2 separate regions of the Homo sapiens genome follow, and region 2 is linked to region 1. Evidence: chromatin loops called from intact Hi-C (ENCODE). Cell type or tissue: endothelial cell of umbilical vein. All regions are shown on one strand.

Evidence for each region. Hi-C counts contacts between places; a loop is a spot of excess contacts. Peaks named below come from ENCODE experiments on the same cell type or tissue, not always from the same donor. Only the 100,000 strongest peaks of a DNase experiment are listed, where the experiment ranks them.
Region 2: a loop joins it to region 1, with 11 times the contacts of the local background. A loop is called at or near these places in 21 of 110 quality-filtered maps.

What each region holds. Positions count from the first base shown.
Region 1 is chr10:97,069,246-97,077,245 of GRCh38, forward strand. All of the region lies in intron 4 of SLIT1 (slit guidance ligand 1), which reads right to left. Among named protein-coding and RNA genes, the nearest start is that of SLIT1-AS1, 30 kb to the right of the region's middle. RefSeq lists an enhancer at 550-1,749 and a silencer at 3,587-3,881. In endothelial cell of umbilical vein, a CTCF peak has its summit at 3,791 (motif pointing right); a DNase peak (open chromatin) is centred at 3,786; H3K27me3 peaks cover 203 bases.
Region 2 is chr10:97,231,296-97,239,295 of GRCh38, forward strand. It overlaps ARHGAP19 (Rho GTPase activating protein 19), which reads right to left. Exons shown (of 12, transcript NM_032900.6): 9 at 3,922-4,020. It overlaps ARHGAP19-SLIT1 (ARHGAP19-SLIT1 readthrough (NMD candidate)), which reads right to left. Exons shown (of 15, transcript NR_037909.1): 9 at 3,922-4,020. Among named protein-coding and RNA genes, the nearest start is that of SLIT1, 49 kb to the left of the region's middle. In endothelial cell of umbilical vein, a CTCF peak has its summit at 3,305; a DNase peak (open chromatin) is centred at 3,306.

The sequences.
Region 1 (8,000 bases):
GCTGACATGGGAGCCCAACATGAAACCAAACTCACCTTGATGGAGTGCCCACAGGCACCAGTGACCGGGCTGGGCTTGTGGATGCAGAGCTAACCACAGGTGCATGGTCCACCCTAGAGCACTCATGCCCAGAAGAGGGCACAGATGGGAAACCAGTGAGTGGACCTTCAATCCTTCACCCCAGAAATGTGTACTGAAAGCTGATGGTCTGCTGGGGACCCCCAAAGACTTGCTTTCATGGGGTGTACATGCCAGCTTTCAACAATGGCTGGAGGAGCAGTACTGCCAAAGAGATGGGAGAGTGCAGAGAAGTGAGTGAACAAGTCCGCTGGAGGGAGGAGAGGTGATCTCTGACCGGATCTTAAAGAGTTGATGTGTCCCAGACAGAAATGGAAAATGAGGAAAGGGTGTTCTAAGCAGCGGTAACAGCATGTGCAGAAACCCAGAGACAGGAAGGAACAAGGCAGGCTGGGGGAATCTCATGTGGTTTCGTATGACTGGTGTGTGTACGTGGGAGGTTGTGGTAGTTAAAAGACATCCACAAATTCTTTGACATTCCTCCCTTCAAAAGACAGAGGCTCATTCTCTTCCTCCTGAATGTGGGCAGGACTCAGTAACTTACTTCTGAAGAACCACATATGATGGAAACGGTAATGGATAACCTCCGAGACTAGATCATAAAAGACACTGTAGCTCCCTCCTTGTTCCTTCTGGGTTTGCCCTCTCTGGGAGAACCCAACCCAGGTCATAAGGACACTCAAGCAGCTCTCTGGGGAGGCCCACATGGAGAGGAACCGAGGCCTCTCGCCAACAGCAGGCACAGGCTTGCCAGCCTGTGAGCCAGCCATCAAGGAAGTGCATTCTCCAGCCCCAGCCAAGCCTTCAGATGACACAACCCCCCAACATTGTGATGCAATCTCATGAAAAACCCCAAGCCAGAACCACCCAGCCACCTACAGAGACTGTGAGATGTTTATTGTTTGTTCTTGAAAGCCGCAGTGTTTTGAAGTCATTGGTTACGCACAATTGATGACTCATCCAGCGTTGCTTTGAGGCATGACCCTAAGGAAGGGAGGGGCATGCTTAGGCTCCAGGTTAATGGGCTGAAATCATGTTAGAGACTTGGCTACATCACTTCTTTTTGGGGGCCTCAGTTTCCTCATTTGTCCAATTCATAGGCTGGAGCAGAAGATTTCTAAGCTCTTCACCAGTGCAGACCCAACCACATGCCTGCAAGACACATTGCTATGGTCTGAATTATCGTTTCCTCTCAAAAAAGGCATAGGTTGAAACCTAATCTCCAATGTGATGGTATTAGGAGGTGAGGACTTTGGGAGGTGATAGGTCATGTGAGCTCCATCCTTATAATAGGATTAGTGCCCTTATGAAAGAGACCGCAGAGAGCTGCCTTGCCCCTTCCTCCGTGTGAGGACACAGCTAGAAGGCACTGTCTATGAAGCCGGAAGCAGCCTTCACCACACGCCAAATCTGCCAATACCTTGATCTTGGACTTCCCACCTCTAGAACTGTGAGAAATAAATTTCTGCTGTTTATAAGCCACTTGGTCTACGGCATTTTGTTTTTGTTTTTTTAGAGACAAGGTCTTGCTGTCACCCAGGCCAGACTGCAGTGGCACAATCATAGCACACTGTCACCTTGAACTCCTGGGCTCAAGCGATCCTCCCCACCTCAGCCTTCTGAGTAGCTGGGACTACAGATGCGCTGGGACTACAGATGCTCTACGGGTGGAGACAGGGTCTCATTTTGTTGCTCAGGCTGGTCTCAAACTCCTGGCCTCAAGTGATTCACCCACCTCAGCCTCCCAATACAATATTTTGTTATAGCAGCTGGAACAGACTAAGACACACATCAAGTGAGGTGGTTGCTTCTTTAGAGGATTTGGGGTCCCAGAAAGGAGGTGAGGAAAGTTGCTGGCCATACACCTACTGAAAGACGGGGTCTGGGGAGAAGACAGACACAGCCTGCCACCTTTGCTGACCCACAGGGACTCAGGGAGATGAGAGCATGTGCATTAAGAGCCAGATGGAGGCAGGAAGGAGTGGTGGCCTGAGGACGTCCACAGAGTCAGGAAGGCGGGACCTCCAGTGGGACCCTCATCTCAGCCCAGCCGACCACTCACCCTTTGGCCAAGCCTGGGAAGGAACGCTGGGCCGGCACTCACATCCATTCATTATTCCATTTAATCCTCACCACAACCCTGCAAGGAAGGTTTTTTTATTCGTATTGATTTGCTTATCGATTTAGACCCAACCTTGTTCTAGAAAGCCTTTAAGGTGGCTTATAGGGATTTTCAAAACAGCAAGAGAGCAAGAGTGAAAAATGAGGCACAGAGAAGAGGAGGAATCAATGGCGGGTACTAAGAATGCATGCACCATGTGACCACATGCCAGGCTGGGCTGAGCGGGGCTCTGAGCTTTCTCACTGAAAGCCAGCGTGAAAGGAGAGCCAGTCAGCTCACAGCGCCCACGGGACACGTATAAGTCTAAAAGGATCAGCTTCTCAGGAGTACAGCTGGTGTGGCACTCAGATGAGGCAAGAATTTTCCCAGGGGTGTTTATTAAAAATGACAGTGTAGCCTAATCAATAACACTAGATCCTTATAATTAATGGGGTTTGAGTGTCTGTTTCTTATAATAGCATCAAAGTACAATTCAGCAAATGCATTTCTATAAGGACTCACACCAGGAACTAAGTAGGGAAGAGGAAGAAGGCAGAGGCAGACTCCAGGTAGGCCCAGTCTATGCAAAGACGCTGGGGCATGAGAGAGCCTGGTATGACTGGGGAGGAGCAGAGGCTCTGGGAAGCAAGTGTCAGCTGGGAGAAGCCTCACACAGGCCGGGGAGAGTGATGGGATAGAACAGAGAGGGCTGTGATATGACCATCTTTTTAATTATTTTGTTTATTTATTTAGAGACAGCATCTCACTCTGTCACTCAGGCTGGAGTGCAGTCACTCAATCACAGCTCACTGCACTGTTGAAATCCTGGGCTCAGGTGATTTTCCTCTCTCAGCTTCCTGAGTAGCTGGGACTACAGGCGCATGCTACCATGCCTGGCTAATTTTTTAAAAAATATTTTTGTAGAGACAGGGTCTCACTATGTTGTCCAGGCTGGTCTCAAACTCCTGGGTTCAAGTGATCCTCCCTCCTCAGCCTCCCAAGTAGCTGGGACTAAAGGCACGGGCACTGTGCCCAGCTCTGACCATCTTTCAGGCTTTGTTCTGGGGCACCAAAGCTTAAAGAGGAAAGACACAGCCCCCAGGCAGGCAGGCAGCAGGTGATGCCAACGGCCATCAAGAGATAAGAGATGGCCCAAAGCTGGGTGTGGAACTGTCCCACCCTGGCCAGTCAGCCCACAGCCGGAACCAGCCCTCATCGTTTAAATGAAGACAGGAAAGTGAATTTGGGGCCCCAGGAGAGGCCAGAGGAAAACAGGTGAACCTTGGAAGCCTCAGGAAAATGCAGCCTGATGGCAGCAAAGCGGGTGGTAGAAGGAGCCTGCACCTGTAGAGAGAAGGACCAGGTTCAACTCCTGCTTCTGCTATTGACCAACCATGGACCTCGAGAAGTTCTGCACCTGAGAGCTTCAGGTGTCCTATTTGTAAAATAACTACCACGTGGGACTTTGGAGAAGATTGTGAATTGATGTACTTAAGCTTCTGAATCACAACCTCCATTTAGCAGCATTCAAGAAATGCGGGCTGTTGTCCCTGCCCGAAGCACAGCCTAAGCAACCCTAAGGCTCTGTTGTTTCAAGCTTTCCCACGAGGGGGCGCCAGAAGCCTTCCCTGGACCTGGATGCCTCAACCACATCGCAAACTAGCAGAACAAAGCTATTCTCTTTTTTTTTCTTTTTGCTCCAACTGACTTCCTACCTTGCCAATACTTGTCTCATCTTTCCCAAATCCCTTTGAAATAAAGTTTATCATGTCTTCTGCCCCTGGTCTGTGTGGAAACCCCCCAAAAGCACCACCTAAGCCTTTCCCCATCAGTTTTCCGGGAGCTCTGGGCCACCTTCATCTTCCTCAGACCCAGTCATTGCTGCCCGTCCTCCTCCCACGCGGCCTTGTCAAACGCCCTGAAGTGAGGAGATGGCCAGGATGTGTCTGGGCAGAATGAGACACCCTGAGAACTGCCGTCCTGGAAGCGGGCGGGATCTGCGACTGGAAGGACAAACAGCCAAGCCCAGGGCAGCCAGGGCCTGTCCCAGCCCGGGGAAGCGGAGCCAGACAGGGGTTCAGAAGGAGGGCAGGGGCAGGACAGTGACGAGGGCACCATGACAGATCCCCAGAGTCAGACCCAGGACAGCGCTGGGGAGATACAGGGCTGGGGCAGAAGCTGAAGGGCGGGACAAGGTCCCAGACTTCTGACAAGCACCTGGGGGATGCGGGGATGCTGGTCCAGGGAGCACTCACGGAGAGGCCAGGGTGCTGAGGACAAAGCCCACAGCTGGGTGTCACAGGGGAGACTTGGCTCCACTCACTTAAATCGTGTGGTCTCGGGCAAGTCATGTAACCTCTCTGGCCCCAGTTTTCTCATCTGCAACATGGGGATGGAAAGCGGCACTTATGTTGCAGGATCTGATGGGAGAGGTGCCGCTGCCTACTCCCTCACCTCTGCTGACATTCCTCCAGTTTCCCAGACCCCTCCTGACATCCACAGGACCTGTGTACTTGCTGTGGCTTCTGCCTGGGATACTCTTCCCTCACCTTCACCCAGGAAACGCTATTTATCCTTCACACCTCAGTCTACAAACACCTCCCCTGAGCCTGAGTCAGCTGCTCTATCTGCAACAGGCTCCTAGCACCCCCACTTTTACTTTTCGGCACAACCCAGGCTTGTAATAAAATACAGGTGCACCGAATGTGATGAAGTACTGACTCTGGTGAACGTCCATCTCCCTCTCCAGACCATAACCTCCCAGCAGACACTCTCCTTCACTTTCCCTTATATCCTGGCACATTGCAGAGACTTAGTAATTTTTAGCTGAATGAACTAAAATGGATCCTTACATGAGTCCTCTGCTCTAATCCCTCTCCGTTTTCCCGGCCAAAACAAGTAGTTAGGACTGGCCAAGGGAGAGGCAGGAGCTCAGGGCCAGACAGGCTGGCTGTGCATGGCGAGAGACCACAGCTCCCCACCTATGCTGCGGCCACTTGTACCTGCTCTGCCTAACCAGGCTGCAGACCCAGTGAGATGCAGGCTCAGAAGGGGAAGGCAGGCACGAGCAAGCACTTGTTATTGTGGATGATGTAACAATCGCACCTCTTCCCTTCACACATCCTTCAGGATATTAACAACCAACACCCTCAAGTGGTTCCAAGTTCACACCAGCTCAAGGCAAGGGCCCTGCAGACAAAGCATGAACCCCATTGCCAAGATCAAGCACCCCAGGAGGCAAGCTCCACCAAGAGCAGCCCCCACTTGGCCTGGAAGCATCGGGCAACCCCAGTCGGCCGCCCGCCCCTGAAGACAAGGGGGCCGCCAGGCCCACACCCTGACTTGGCACCATCCCCAGGCACCCTGCTCTGGCTGCCCCTCCTTCTGCACACTCTGCCAATCCCCCCATCCTCTCCCAGGGCTGGAGGAGGCAGGGGTTGGGGAAGCTGAGGTCAAGACCCCATGTTCTGGCTGCTAATCTGCCTTCACGCTCTAACCTGATTGGTCCCTGCTGGCAGACCAGCCTCTAAGGGGATTAGCAGTGGGGGCAGGGGTGGGAGTACACAGAGGGCTGCTGGGCACCTGCCAAGGCTGGACTGGGCTCTGGGTTCTTGCTGCCCACTCGGGCGCCACTGCAGGGCACAGGCCTTACTTTGTCTGCCTTTCATGCCACATGGAAGCTCTGGGCAGCCTGGCCTGTCCCCTCGGCCCCCTGCAGCCCGAGTGGTTACCTTGAACCAGGGCACCCCAAGGGTACCAGGGCACCTCATCTGGGGGCTTAGATCCTTGTCAGAAGATGGTTGGATTAAGGACTCAGGCTCTGGCCTCATGCACATCTTCTAACCCCCAAGCCTCAGTCTTCTCATGGTAAAATGGGAATAATTATCATATGGCTTAACCACAGCTGAGTGTGGGGCCTCAGCCAGGACTGGCAGAGTTGGCTGCCATTGCCCACACTTTAATAATTGCCTTTTGGGCTCTGTAGGGAGGAGGAGGGAGGGTCAGGGCCTGGGAGTCAGGAGGCTGAGGCTCAAGGCCGCCAACCCACTCCATGACCTCTGGCAGGACCACAGTTAGTTCCCAACATCTGCAACAATACTGACCTCCCAGGGATGCTGGGAGGATGGGATTACATGCTGTGTGTGTCACACACTCAGCGTGCCCACTGGTAGCTGGTGCCAGCACGGGGCAGCCTCACACGACTGTTATCAATAAGTGGCTGCCCGGGATTCCACTGCAGATAACTCAGCAAGTGAGTCCCTGGCACCTGGTGGATTGGCAGCATCGTCATCCCCGGGAAGTTTGATAGAAAAGCAGATTTTCTGGGTCCCACCTCCTGAGTCAGGATCCCTCAGTGTCTCAGGTGCACACTGAAGTCTGAGAAGTGCTGCCTCCAGCAGAGGAAAGGTGTAAAATGTTTTAATGTCCCCAGCTGGAGCCAAAGCAAACCAGATTATAACCTCTGTACTGGTTAGCATTTCAAAGCAAGGGTTGGAGGTGCCAACTCCTATTCTTTGGGGGCTGAGGTGGGGAGACTTAGACACAGACACCCCTAGTGAGTGGAGAGAGGGAAGAGCAGCTACCAACCCCTCAGCTGCAGCTCACCAAGGCCCGCCTTCCTGAGGAACAGAAAAGGCACCCACAGGGCTGGTGGGGGGCAGGGACCAGCCACTACATTTGTCCCACAGGCCCTTCCTGCATTTCTGCCAATTTGCATGGAAGATGCCTGAGGGCACGGGTGAGGAGCAGGTGTGGGGCTCCCTGGTGAATCAGCTCCAGCACTCACAGCAGAGGAAGACTTGGCATCTCCAGCATTGCCAGGAGGTCAGGAGTCCCAGCCCTGGCTCCCTGCTCAGGCCAGGGAATGGGAGACAGACTCCTAAGGACTGTCTGTGCTCCAGGGCCCTGCTGCAGGATGGCTTGGCAGGAGGGAGGCTATCAATACCCATGGGTGGGACGCTGGGATGCACATGCTGCTCAGAGATGCTCCTGGGATCTCGCTGGACCATCCCGCCTTTGTCTCTGCCGGTTCTTCACACCTCCCTTTAGATCCTATGCCTCCCACGTAGAAGGGGAATTAATTCTGCAAGTACCCCTCCCTGCCTGCTCTCTCCAGCCCATGAAACAACACTCAAGTGCCCCAGATCTACCCTGTGTGCATACTGCATGTGTGCACGCCTGTCTCCAGGTCAGGGACTAGGTCTAATTCACCTTCAAGGTGGGTTCTGGAGAGCATTCGATGATAAGAACCTGCATTGTGCTGCCTTGGGCCTCAACCCAGAGGCCAGGGCTTTGTCCACTCACAAACCTCAGGTGCTCCCAGAAGATGCAAGTAGAAAGCTTATCAGTCAGCTAATTCTCAGTGTGAATCTGTTTGTTTCATCTTCTCCAGAAGTTCAAGCTCAGGTAGGGGCCAGGGCCAGGGTGCAAAGCAGACCCAGCAGTGGTGTCAAAGAGACCACACTGGTGCAGTGAAGGGGGAGTGGGTCCCGCCTGCCACAAGCCCAGTTTCCTTTAATCTGGTCCTCTACTTCTCTGTCTTGTGAAAATACAGGACGGAACCGGGGGCCGTGGCTCACACCTATAATTTCAGCACTTTGGCAGGCTGAGGTGGGAGGATGGCTTGAGGCCAGTTTGAGATCATCATGGGCAACATAGTGAGTGAGAGCCCATCTCTCCAAACAGCTAACAAAATCAGCGAGACATGGTGATGTCTGCCTGTAGTCCTAGCTACTCGGAGGCTAAGGCAGGAGGATTGTTTGAGCCTAAGAGTTCAAGGTTACAGTGAGCTATGATCATGACACTGCACTCCAACTTGGGT
Region 2 (8,000 bases), 160 kb after region 1:
ATAAAATGAACATAACATAAAATTTACTATTTTAACCATTTTTAAGTATACAGTTCAATGGTATTAAGTATATTAATAGTGTTGTGCAACCATCACCATCATCTATCTTCAGAACTTTCTCATCCTCCCAAACAGAAATACTGTACCCATTAAATAATATCTCCCCATTCTCCTCATACTCTTAGCTCCCCTGACAACCAACCACCTTCTCTACTTTCTGTCTCTGAACTTGACTCACAGGTACCTCAGTGGAATCATACAGTATTTTTCCTTTTATGACTGGATTATTTCTCTTAGCATAATATCTTCAAGATTCACGCATGTTGTAGGATATGTCAGAATTTCTTTCCTTTTTAAGGACAAATAATGTTCCATTATCTGTATATCCAAGGTTTGTCATCCATTCATCAGTCAATAGACAGTTGGGTTGCTTCTGCCTTTTGGCTTTTGTGAATAATGCTGCTATGAATACGGGTGTACAAATATTGCCTCAAGACCCTGCTTTCAATTCTTTTGGTTATATACCGGGAGTAGCATTGCTGGATCACAAGGTCATTCTATTTAAATTTTTTAGGAACTGCCATACTGTTTTCCACAGTGGCTCCTCCATTTTACATCCCTATCAATAATGCATAGGGGTTCCAAATTCTCCACATCCTCATCAACATTTGTTATTTTCCGTTGTTTTTTTTTTTTTTTTTTTAATAATAGTCATCCTAGTGGGTGTGAAGTGGTATCTAATTGTGGTTTTGATTTACATTTCCCTAATGATTAGTGATGTTGAACATCTTTTCATGTGTTTCTTGGCCATCTGTACATCTTCTCTGGAGAAATTTCTATTTAAGTCCTTTGCTCACTATTTTTTTTTTTTTTTTTTTTTTTTTTTGAGACAGAGTCTCGCTCTGTCACCCAGGCTGGAGTACAGTGGCTCAATCTCGGCTCACTGCAACCTCTGCCTCCTGGGTTCAAACGATTCTCCTGCCTCAGCCTCCTGAGTAGCTGGGACTACAGGCACATGCCAACATGCCCGGCTAATTTTTTGTATTTTTAATAGAGATGGAGTTTCACCGTGTTAGCCAGAATGGTCTTAATCTCCTGACCTCGTGATCCGCCCACCTCAGCCTCCCAAAGTACTGGGATTACAGGCGTGAGCCACTGTGCGCGGCCTCTGCCCACTCTTTAATGAGGTTGTTTTTGCTGTGTTGAGTTATAGGAGTTCTTTAGATTATTATGGATATTAATCCCTAATCATAAATATGATTTGCAAATATTTTCTCCCAATCCAGGGTTGCCTTTTCACTCTGTAGATGGCAAAGGAAATTTTGATGTCAAGTAAGCCTAATGTCCTAGAAGCTACTGGCCCCAGGAGGTCAGGATTGAGAGTGAATTCTAGATATCTATAAATTATAACTAGGACCAAAATTACAGTAAGATGAATTTGTAAATGCTAACAGCTGTACCTCAAAAAAAAAAAATTACAGACACAGTGGCTCACATCTGTAATCCCAGCACTTCAGGGGGCCAAAGCAGGAGGATCACTTGAGCCCAGAAATTCAAGACCAGCAACACAGGCTGGGCATGGTGGCTCACGCCTATAATCTCAGCACTTTGGGAGGCCGAAGCGGGCAGATTACTTGAGGCCAGGAGTTCAAGACCAGGCTGGCCAACATGGTGAAACCCCATCTCTACTAAAAATACAAAAAATTAGCCGGGCATGGTGGTGGGCGCCTGTAATCCCAGCTACTAGGGAGGCTGAGGTGGAAGAATCACTTGAACCCTGGAGATGGAGGTTGCAGTGAGCTGAGATCACGCCACTGCACTCCAGCCTGAGGCATAGAGCGAGACTGTCTCAAAAAAAAAAGACCAGCAACACAGCAAGACCCCATCTCTACAAACATTTAAAAATCAGCCAGGTATGATGGCATGCACTTGTGGTCCCAGCTACTTGGGAGGCTGAAGTAGGAGGATCGCTGAGCGCCCAGGAGATCAAGGCTGCAATAAGCCATGATGGTGCCACTTGTACTTCAGCCTGAGCAGCAGAGCAAGACCCTGTCTCAAAAATAAATAAATAAATAAATATTACAAGTTATTTATTTTTAGGGCAAAAATTTTAAATTTTAAGCAAAGAGCTCCCTGTGTTGCTGGAATTATATATCTTAATAACAAAGTAATTTTTAAAAGAAAAGCAGGGCAAAACACCAAAAATAAAAACAAAAGGAAGCCATCCTCAGCAAACTAACACAAGAACAGAAAACCAAACACCACATGTTCTCACTTGTGAGTAGGAGCTGGCCGGGTGCAGTGGCTCATGCCTATAATCCCAGTACTTTGGAAGGCCAAGGCGGGTGGATCACTTGAGGTCACGAGTTCGAGACCAGCCTGGCCAACATGGTGAAACCTCGTCTCTACTAAAACTACAAAAATGAGCCAGGCATGGTGGCGCACGCCTGTAGTCCCAGCTACTTGGGAGGCTGAGGCAGGAAAATGGCTTGAAACCAGGAGGCGGAGGCTGCAGTGAGCTGAGATCAAGCCACTGCACTCCAGCCTGGGTGACAGAGAGAGACTCCATCTAAAAAAAAAAAGTGGGAGCTAAACAATGAGAACACATGGACACAGGGAGGGGAACAACACACACTGGGGCCTGTTGGGGGGTGGAGTGGGGGGAAGGAGAGTATTAAGAAAAGTAGCTGGCCAGACGCAATGGCTTATGCCTGTAATCCCAGCAATTTGGGAGGCTGAGGCGGGTGAATCACCTGAGGTCAGGAGTTCCAGACCAGCCTGGCCGACATGGTGAAACCCCCTCTCTACTAAAAAGGCAAAAATTAGCTGGGCATGGTGGCAGGCACTTGTAATCCTACCTACTTGGGAAGCTGAGGCAGGAGAATCGCTTGAACCCAAGAGGGGGAGGTTGCAGTGAGCCGAGACCATGTTATTGCACTCCAGCCTGGGCGACAACAGCGAGACTCTGTCTCAAAAAAAAATTAAAAAAATAAAAATAGCTAACGCATGCTGGGCTTCATACCTAGGTGATGGGTTTACAGGTGCAGCAAACCACCATGGCACACATTTACCTATATAACAAACCTGCACATCCTGCACATGTACCCAGAAATAAAAATTAAAAAAAAAAAAAAAAAAAAAAGATACTCAGTGCTTTTGGGGCAGCAATCTCTTCCAAAAAAGAAAAATAGAAAAGAAAAGCAGTGTATATAGCACTCATCTCTCTCCAAGTTAACCAAAACCTTGCCTTAGTTCATGCATGGAAATTTGAACCCCATGATCAAGTTATCTACTGCCACCTGATGGCAATATTCCTTCACTACATGTTCCGATAGTTTGAAGACTTATAAATTTAATCTGCAAACATGGTGATAGCAGCAATAACATAGAAGCATATTTTGTATTTGTTTTAAAAACAAGATTTTTACTGAATTTGATACATGGAAGAAAGTACAACAACTGTTAAAAATATTAAGCTCACAAAAATTTGGGGTATCAAAACTCACTAGCCTATTGGAAAATCCAGTTTTCTAACAGTTTCCCTAGTCTGTCTCAACTTCCTCACTTCTCCACAGGTTTACCAAATTGCATAAAGAAGTGTGTAACTCGAAGCTGATCAGAAAACAAAAGGGCCTCTTACACTGCTCAGGAATGCAGACTCTGTCCTTAGCCCCTTAGCCCCAGAAGAAAAGGAAGGACCCTTACTTCTACTCCTCACGTCACAGAGCCCCTTCTCTGATGTGCAACACAGCAAAGCACTTTGCAATATAAAAGCTTTTCAACATTTTGTCTTTACCCCCTTATAAACTAGCCCTTTATAGGGTCCCCAAAAAACAGAAGAAAACTTTTTATGCATAAGAAAAATCACATTGTTACATTTCCTAAAAATCAATGCTGAAAACGACAGCCCAGCATACCTACCTTAATAAGCCCACTGAAGGAGCGCGAACGAGCCCTCTTTTGTACCTGGGAAGTAGAAGGTTCTCGCCCTGGTGTCTGGGTCAATGATTGCTTATTAAACTAAAAGAAAACATGGAGAACATTTTATAAATACTTTCCCATCAAGACACGGCATTCTGTGACAACTAATAGCTAAGTGTAAATAAAAGTCCAGGAAAAACTGAGTCTGCGCATAGATGGATTAGGAGGTCAAAAAGCCAATCACAAAGTCAGAAATGATGATGCCAAAAGAAGTGGATTCAAGTGCTCTGAGGGGCTCTGCACGCCACATTCCTTGAATGTGGAATTACTGTCCCCATTCTACAGACAAAAAAACTGAGACTTGGAGAGCTTATGAAATTTATCCACGATCCCCAGCTGCTAACCAAGACTTTTTTGCAACAAAGCATCTTGGAACCACACAGTTACTGGCACAATCTAAAACAGTCCCTAATTTAACATAAATTGCATACAGAATTTTTTTAAGTTACTAAAACTCTTTAAATGGACATCTATCATGACTGCCTGACAACAATACCATCAGAGGAAATACATCAGAATGCAGACTTGTCAATGCTATCAACATCAGCTCTCTGGAGGTATCTAAAGTGGAAAACGAGAAGACCCAATGCATTGAATAATCTTATTCAATGCTTTGATTAGCCATTCATTTCCCACTTAAAAAGTAATAATAATATAGCATTTAACTCTTCTACTCTTCTGCCTTTTCAGATTGTTGATGATGTTGCTGTTGTTGCTGGAGACAGAGTCTCACTCTGTTGCCAGGCTGGAGCGCAGTGGCACAATCTCGGCTCACTGCAACCTCCGCCTCCCAGGTTCAAGCAATTCTCATGCCTCAGCCTGGCGAGTAGCTGGGATTACAGGCGTGCGCCACCACACCCAGCTAATTTTTTCTATTTTTAGTAGAGATGGGGCTTCACTGTGTTGGCCAGGCTGATCTCGAACTCCTGACCTCAAGTGATCCGCCCACCTCGGCCTACCAAAGTGCTAGGATTACAGGCGTGAGACACCACACCCAGCCTCTTCTGCCTTTTCTAACTATACTTTTAAAATTTCGGAACTGTAAAAATTTGGGAATTTTACCAGTTCAAGTTCTGGAGGTTAAAAAATTACTTTTACATAAAAGTACCAAGAGGTTCTCAAAGTTAATTGTCTCGGCAGGCAGAAAAATTAGCCACGTCTGAAGAGCTTAGCTAGTTAAGTATCCCTCCTGAATAAACTGGGACAAGTAAAAAATGCATCTTTCCTGATGGTGGCAAGGGTACAATAAGGTAAATTCTCTCATATCCAACTCAAGGGAGTGTTAACTGGCAAAATGTTCTGGGAAGGTATTTAGCAAGGTGTATCCAGAGCCTTTTTAAAATGCATATTAAAAAGTACATGCCACTAAAAATACAAAAAATTAGCCGGGCATGGTGGTGTACATCTGTAGTCTCAGCTACTCGGGAGGCTGTGGTGGGAGGATCATGATCACCTGAGCCCAGGGAGGTCGAGGCTGCAGTGAGCCATGATTGTGCCACTGCACTCCAGCCTGGGCAACAGACTCAGAAAAAAAAAAAAAAAAAAAAAATACACCACATATAAAGTGTTCTTAGCCTGAAAAACTGAATTAGAATCAGATCAAGCCTCTAGAAATAGATCTAACTACCAGTTTATAGCATGAACACAGGACTGTGAAACATGTTGAATAACATTACAGGAATGCAATCATTAAAATCCAGAATATAGGCCAAGCATGGTGGCTCATGCCTGTAATCTCAGCACTTTGGGAGGCCAAAGCCAGCAGATCACTTGAGCTCAAGAGTTCATGACCAGCCTGGGCAACATGGCGAAACCCTGTCTCTACAAAAAATACAAAAATTAGCCAGGCATGGTGGCACATGCCTGTAGTCCCGGCTACTCAGGAGGCTGAAGTGGGAGGATGGCTTGAACCCAGGAGGCAGAGGTTGCAGTGAGCTGAGATCAATCACGTCATTCCAGTCTAGGCAACAGAGCTAGACCTTGTCTCAAAAAAAAAAAAAAAAAAACTCAGTCTACGGAAAACAATATAGTTTCTTCCACAAATAAGGTTCAGATAAAATCATGCACCACATAATGACATTTTGGTCAATGACAGACCACGTATATGACAGTAGGTCCCATCAGATTATAATGGAGGTGAAAAATTCCTATCACCTCATGATATCACTGCTGTCCTAACATCACAGCGCAATGTGTTACTCAAGTGACTGCAGTGATGCTGGAATAAACAAACCTACTGTGCTGGAAGCTGTATAAAAGTCTAGTACATACCATTATATACAGTACATAATTCTTGATAATGATAATAAATGGGCTAGATGTGGCAGCTCACACCTATAATCCCAACACTTTAGGAGGCCAAGACAGGTGGGTCACTTGAGACCAGGAGTTCAAGACCAGCCTGGCCAACAGGGTGAAACCTCATCTGTACTAAAAATACAAAAATTAGCTGGGCGTGGTGGTGGGCGCCTGTAATCCCAGCTACTCGGGAGGCTGAGGCAGGAGAATCGCTTGAACCTGGGAGGCAGAGGTTGCAGTGAGCCAAGTCTGCGTCATTGCACTCCAGCCTGGGCGAAAGAGCGAGACTCTATCTCCAAAAAAAAACAAAAAACAAAAAAACAAAACAACAATAATGTTACTGGTTTATGTATTTACCATACTATACTTTTATCATCATTTATACCTTTTACCATTATTTTAGAGTGCACTCCTACTTATTTTTTTTTAAAGTTAACTATAAAACAGCCTCAGGCAAGTCTTTCAGGAGGTATTCTAGAAAAAGGCATTGTTATCATAGGAGATGACAGCTCCATGAGTGATATTGCCTCTGAAGACCTTCTAGTGGAATAAGATGTAGAGGCAGAAGACAGTGATATTAATGATCCTGTGTAGGCCTAGGTTAATGTGTATATTTGTGTCTTCAGTTTTGGAGTTTTTTTATTTTTTAGAGACGGGGTCTCGCTCTGTTGCCCAGGCTGGAGTGCAGTGGTGCGGATCATAGCTCACCGCAGCCCCAAACTCCTGGGCTCAAGCGATTCTTCCTGCTGAGGCTGAGGCTGAGGCCTCCTGTGTAGCTAGGACTACAGGCACACACTAACGAGACCAGTTAATTTTTTTAAATATTTTGTGGATACAAGGTCAATGCTGCCCAGGGTGGTCTCGAACTCCTGGCTTAAAGCAGTCCTCCCACTTTGGCCTCCCAAAGTGCTGGGATTACAGGAGTGAGCTACCACGCCCAGCCTGTGTCTTAATTTTTAATTAAAAAGTATTAAAATTTACAAACAAATTAAAAGTTTTTAAAATAGAAAAAAGCTTATAGCATAAAGATATTCAGAAAATATTTTGTACAGATGCATAGTGTTTTTGTGTTTTAAGCTAAGTGTTATTACAAGAGTCAGAAAGTTAAAAAAGTTTTAAGTCTGTAAAGTAAAAAAGTTACAGTAAGCTAAAGGTAATTAATTATTGAAGAAAAAAATTTTATAAATTTAGTCTAGCCTAAGTGTACAGTGATTATAAAGTCTACAGTCGTGTCAGCAATGTCCTAGGTCTTCACATTCACTCACCACTCACTTACTGACACACCTAGAGTAACTTCCAATCCTGCAAGCTCCATTCATGGTAACTGCCCTATACAGGTGTACTATTTTTTATCTTTTATACTGTATTTTTACTGTACCTTTCCTTTGTTTAGATACACAAATACTTACCATTGTTACAATTGCCTACAGTACTCAGTACAGTAACATCCTCTACAGGTTTGTAGCCCAGAAGCAACAGGCTATACCATACAGCCTAGGTGTGTACTAAGCTACGCCATCTAGGTTTATGTAAGTACACTCTATGATGTTCACACAACAATGAAATCACCTAAAAACACATTTCTTAGAACATATCCCAATCATCAAGTGATACGTGACTATAAAGAAAAAGGGAGTGGGCCGGGAGCGGTGGCTCACGCCTGTAATCCCAACACTTTGGGAGGCCGAGGTGGGGGGATCACAAGGTCAGGAGAACGAGAC